Regions from separate parts of the Homo sapiens genome. Here region 1 is linked to region 2. The links are chromatin contacts, found by Hi-C or POLR2A ChIA-PET in ENCODE. All regions are on one chromosome and are shown on one strand. The core of a region is the stretch at or near the end of the contact, and the rest is flanking DNA. Distances in the headings are between cores, read along the strand shown. Region 1 holds the start of LINC00365 (long intergenic non-protein coding RNA 365). Region 2 has its middle 36 kb from the start of LINC00365.

Region 1 (2,897 bases), core at 35-2,534, 36 kb after region 2:
GATGGGCAGGGGAGCGAGGCCCGGGAACCCTCATGCACGACTCATTGTCATTGCATCCTCACTGTTGAATTTCCTGGATGTGTCAGACCATGAGCCTTGGCAGTGGAGAAACCAGGCATCTGCAGGCAGAAGCCCAGCCATAGAATAGCAAGTCACACAGGCCTGTATTGCCCGGCAATGCAACACGTGTAAGTGGCTGCGGGACTCCCTGCACTCAGCACCAGTGATGAAATCTGTCAGCAGAGATGTAAAGAATCATGTGATCTGGCCGGGGGCGGTGGCTTATGCTTGTAATCCCAGGGCTTCAGGAGGCTGAGGCAGGAGGATTGCTTGAGGCTAGGAGTTTGAAACCAGCGTGGGCAACACAGTGAGATCCCATCTCTACAAAACATTTAAAAATTAGCATGACATGGTGGTGTACACCCATAGTCCCAGTTACTCAGGAGGCTGAGGCAGGAGGATCACTTGAGCCTAGGAGTTCAAGGCTCCAGTGAGCCGTGACGGCACCACTGCACTTCAGCCTGGGCAACCGAACAAGATCTTAACTTTTTTTTTTTAAAAAAGGAAGTGGGGAATCATCAGATATAAATAAATGGTAAGGTTATAAACCCAAGCATCACCAGCAGCTACCACTTTTAATAAATCTGAGAAAAATATCCCCCTTTGCTGACTCAGAGCCATGCCCAGGTTGTCTTTAGCTGTGGCCACGTCTCCCAGCCACCCACATTGCTGCCATCTCTGGGGTTGTGCCCCTCCCTCCTCACTGCGCCCTATTAAAACAATCATCTATAAAGCCACAAAGTGAGGGCTCAGACTAAACCTTGAATACATCCTTGTGAATGCATGGGCTGGCCTCCAAGGCAGCCCTGTCCCCTGCTATGACTCTGCCCACCCCATAGCTCCTACCCTCCACCGTGTTTCCTGGGTCCATTTTTGCAGCTGGGACAGAGAGGGGCAGCTCCAAGTGAGACGGGAAGGTCAAGGGGGCTGTGAAAAGAGACTCCCTCCTTCACACCTGAGGATCTGATCTTACCCAGATTGTTTTTTCCTCACAGAGAAACTCCTCTGGCCCAGTTTCCCATATTGATCTAATCAGCAGTCCAAACATAATTTTGGGACTGTCAAAACAAGACCCGCAGGCCTGACATAGACAATTAACATAAGTCAGGGCAACCCACCTGCCACTTCCCGTCTCTCCCCGACGTCTCGTCAGGATGTTAGCAAAGCCAGTACCCGTTACGGGTGGCAGTATCACCAGGAGCACGCTGTTGAGCAGGGGACTCCTGACATGAGGCTGGAAGCTATAATTACCCGGTGTATAATTTGGTTGCTAAATGGATTGTTGACAAAGGTGTGCATGATGAAATCACAGGCATGTTAGAGCTGAGAGGCAGGCGGGGTCAGGGAGGAGGCAGGCAGTCGTTAACTCCCCACCTCCCTCCAGGCTCCCCTCTGCCAACTGCCGCCACCGCCACCACAGCAGACTCTGACCTCGCTGAATCACCTGGGCCTCGTGTTCCATGACGTTCAGGAAATACCTGGCCTTCCTCCCTCAGGTTTCATCTCGTAATAACTCCCAGCAGAAGCAGACTCACCTTGGCACAGCACTGGGGATGGAGTTCTGATGTCACAGGCCCCTGGGGTTAGCCTGCAAGGGAAAGGAGCCCAGAGGAAAGCTTAGTGGCCCAAGAGGCCAGAAGGGGAGGTCAAAGTCACAGTTTATTCCAGGGAGGTGCTCCATGAGGGTCCCCCCAAAGGGATCAGGCCTGGACATGGGGCACTTCATACATCCACCCGCAGCTGAAGTAAGGAAATCGAAGACCATCTCATTAAATTTGCAGGGAACATAAGGAGGAGGGGAGAAGGGACATTGCCTTCTTTGCACAGTGGCTGAGATGTCAAAGAGTCATTCTAAAATCAGAAAAATGACTTGTCAAAAACAAGCTGACATGCAATAAGGACAAAGAGAGGTGGCCCACTCGAAAATCTACAAAAAGCTAAGGACAAAAAATGTGAATAATGGGATAAACACACAAAAGCCCAGGAGGTCAGATTATATCTCAGCTCAAATGTGCCTTTGTAATAAAACGCTATTGTAAAACAAAAGAGCATAAACTCTAACATAATTTATGTGCATTTATGTTAAAAGAATTTAAGAAATTAAGAATAAAAGAATTTACCAAGAAATAATCATTCTAGTGCTAACAATCCAAACTTTGGAAAGGCATGGGAGAATTAGACAGGGTCTGTGAACAGGAAACAAAAGTGGCAAAGAGATGGAAAGTTCCAAGAGTGAAGAAACGGTAACTCATTCAAAAGCATTCAACACATTCAAAAGTGTTCACGCTACACAAAGGCATGTGCGAGGTGGTTCGGTCCTGAGAGCACACTCGCTGTTCTCGGGAATTCTAGGCAACATGGTGCTGATTTCTGTCTAACATGGGTCTTTCTGGACTTTATCTTAGGAATTTAGTTAATAAAGCACTGAGATAATATTAACAGAAGTTTCATTTGCAGAGTGGTCCCACTAGCCCTGCCAGAAACCCACAAAAACACTGGTGACTGGGCAGTCACAACCAACTCCCCTCTCTCTGTGACAGCAACACTCAGCAGACATTCATGGCACCCGCTGGACTGCAGCATGATGGAAAACCTGAGCACTCATATGACAAACAAGACGAGGTCCACTCCAGCCTCGCAGAAGTGAGTGGTAATAAAGGAAGCTGCAAGAGTATACGGTAAATTCCAACCAACATCAGGGGCCTTGAGGATGGACAGGACAACTCTCCACTTTGGCAGGAAGGCAAAACATGACTGGCAAGACCCTTTCATCTCCAGCAGCCACAGAGCAGCCTGAGATTGTCCAGAAGCCCAGAAGCTGCTCTGTCCAGGGACCT
Region 2 (2,799 bases), core at 195-2,694:
CGATGAGTGGAGGAACACCAGGGCTCTTGTCTCACGTTGAATTAGATGAAACAACAAGGACACACGTGGAGTGGTTTTAAGGAGCAGAGAATTTAATAGCCAAGAAAGAAGGAAGAAGCTCCCCCGTAGAGAGACAGAGGGAGGGGGGCTCCAAAGCCGAGAGAGAGAACCCCAAGCAGAGTGGAAACCAGCCAGGTATATATAGAGGCTGGAGGAGGCGGTGTCTGATTTGTACAGGGCTCAGGGGATTGGTTTGACCAGGCATGTCATTCATGTAGCCTGCGGAAAAGCTGGCCCTCCCACCCTAGCCTTTTAATATGCATGCAGGGCGCCATGATGTTCTACACACGTAGGGATATGTGGGGGTGGCCTTGATGCCAGGAACATGTGGGGCAAGGGTAAGAAGGCCAGGGGAATCGCCATGTTTGGGTAGACCCAGTTTCTAATATCCTGCATTTGCATATCAAAGGTTGCCAGCCTGGCTCTAAGAGCTGCTTTAAAAACGAAAATTTTTCAAGGACTCTTTTTCCTCTCTATCTGCCTAAAATAATTTCTTAATAACTCCTACAATAGTACGATCCTGTTTCAGTAAAAAGAAATAAACCCAAAGCCCAGTTTATGTGTATATTTGCCTGCATGTGCTTGTATGAGCATCGTGAACAGTTGTGTGTAGACTTTGGATATCTCAGGAAGGTAAGATTAGAAGTTAATAATGGTGAGAATTTTCTCTATATGTCTTTGAACTGTTTTGCCTATAACAACTAATATGTCATATGTTTACAATTTGAAAAACATCAAATGAAAACAATTTCCAGAAAAGAAATTAGTTCCTTCGGATTGTCAACACTCTTTCACACTCATTACCACCTTTGCCCCACTTACCTGTGTAGGAAGAATAAACATGGCTGTCTCCACTTCACTGTTAAGGAAGCAGAGCTGGGAGATGGAAACTGCCTTGTCCATGAACACATGACTATGAGCATTGGAACCTGTCTCCCACCCAGTCTCTTGACCCACAGTCCAGAGGTTTTTAGATACCCCAGTGGATATGGGAGGAGAAAAGCAGCAGCAATAACAGAGAGTGACCAATGGTATCTTTCTAGCCAAGGACAACTCTGCAGCAGGAATGAACTCTGCCTATGACATAAAACATACGTGAACACACAATTATCAGTATTTACCATGTATATCTAAGAAGGCTATTTGTCTAACCTTGCCTGAAGCAGCCAGCATTTGTAATCTTATCACATCATCTGGAAGCTTCAGTGCTAGTTTCATGGGGTTACTCTAGGTCACGTGCCCAGAAGAACCTTCATAAACAACAACTATGGCAGGGAGGAGGGAATAGTGCCTGGCATGTCCTTTCTCCGTATCAGTAACGTGACTTTCCAAGGCCCATTCTGCTGGCTCTATAAGAAGGGAATCCAGTTGGAGACCTTGCAAGTCCTCACCTGTGGGACGTCCTCCCAGGGCGCGGATTTGTGTACTGTTCTTTTACCATATCAGCATCTTTAACAAACACGCCCTGTGCTTACTTAAGAGATCTCTAAGTTCCTGAAAACAAAGGAATGTGCACTGTGACATGGCCAAATGAATCACAGTGTAGCTCCAGGTGGAAGTGGGCCGGGTGGCAGTCTTATCATCTTCAATGGCACTTTGTGCATTCTTGCCTTTGCTGGCGTGGCTAGTCTTTTGAAAATGGATTGGGAATTACGTTTAGGGGTTCAAAAATACTCTTTCCACACCTACATTGATCAGGGTGTGTTTGACTAATGTTTGTGTTATGAACATATGACACATTGGTTGTTATAGGCAATGAGTTTTGGTGGAGCTAGTTGCAATGTGGTGAGCACAGACCCAGCTCTGGAGCCCATGGATCTACAGAGAGACCTGGCTCTGCTACTAGCCATGGGGATCTTGAACAAGCCAGAAATTCTGTGTAGGTCAGTGTTCCCATCTCTAACATTAGAATTATTAAACCTGCTTCCTGTCCCTCATGGATCATTGTGAGAATCAAACTGGAAAATGTATAAGAAAATGCCTTGCAGACCATAAAGCGCTTTAGACACACAGGTGTTGTTATTGATTTGCTGTGTCATAGGAAATGAGAAGTCTCCTCCTTAGGGACCCCTATTTTCAGGCACATATAAAAAATATGTATGTATACATGACTTCAATTTTAAATCCTTCATGGTTAATCCAAGATCCCTGGTAAATCTGTTTTGTAATGTTGAGTGAAATTCCCTCAAGAGATTCTGTTCATATATCTGCAAAGCAGTATTTACCACCAACAAATAGGGATTTTAAAAAGATGCTTTCCCCTTGACCATAGTTATTTCTGCTTGATACTATGCAAATGCCTTTATTTCACAATGCTTTTTCCTTGTTTCTTTAAACGAGAGCTTCAGAAACAAGTATAGTACACTGTGTTGCTTGAGACGTTCAAAATGCAACTAAGTCTTTCCATTCAAAGTTCAGAATATTCTTCTAAATTTAAATAAGATCCACTTGGGCTGAGCGCGGTGGCTCACGCCTGTAATCCCAGCACTTTGGGAGGCTGAGGCGGGAGGATCACGAGGTCAGGAGATCAAGACCATCCTGGCTAACGGGGTGAAACCCTGTCTCTACTAAAAATACAAAAAGTTAGCTGGGCGCGGTGGCGGGTGCCTGTAGTCCCAGCTACTTGGGAGGCTGAGGCAGGAGAATGGCATGAACCTGGGAGGTGGAGCTTGCAGTGAGCCGAGATCGTGCCACTGCACTCCAGCCTGGGCGACAGAGCGAGACTCCGTCTCAAAAAAA

The links. A loop is a pair of places that touch in the nucleus more often than their neighbours do. ChIA-PET counts read pairs that join two places held with the same protein, here RNA polymerase II (POLR2A).
Region 1: a map of Caco-2 shows a loop between it and region 2 (7-fold over the local background). The contact joins the promoter of LINC00365 here to the enhancer-like site in region 2. A Hi-C loop is called at or near these places in 2 of 168 maps with a recorded cell type or tissue (Caco-2 and mesothelial cell of epicardium). POLR2A ChIA-PET finds 5 or more read pairs at or near these places in 3 of 52 experiments (Caco-2, activated CD4-positive, alpha-beta T cell and activated CD8-positive, alpha-beta T cell).

Annotation. Positions count from the first base shown.
Region 1 is chr13:30,107,591-30,110,487 of GRCh38, forward strand. It overlaps LINC00365 (long intergenic non-protein coding RNA 365), which reads right to left and starts at 1,285. Exons shown (of 2, transcript NR_046998.1): 1 at 1,179-1,285.
Region 2 is chr13:30,071,172-30,073,970 of GRCh38, forward strand. No RefSeq gene overlaps it. Among named protein-coding and RNA genes, the nearest start is that of LINC00365, 36 kb to the right of the region's middle. Within about 2 kb of position 1,445, at least 5 of the 41 ENCODE cell types and tissues checked have a DNase peak (open chromatin) inside an H3K27ac peak, as active enhancers do.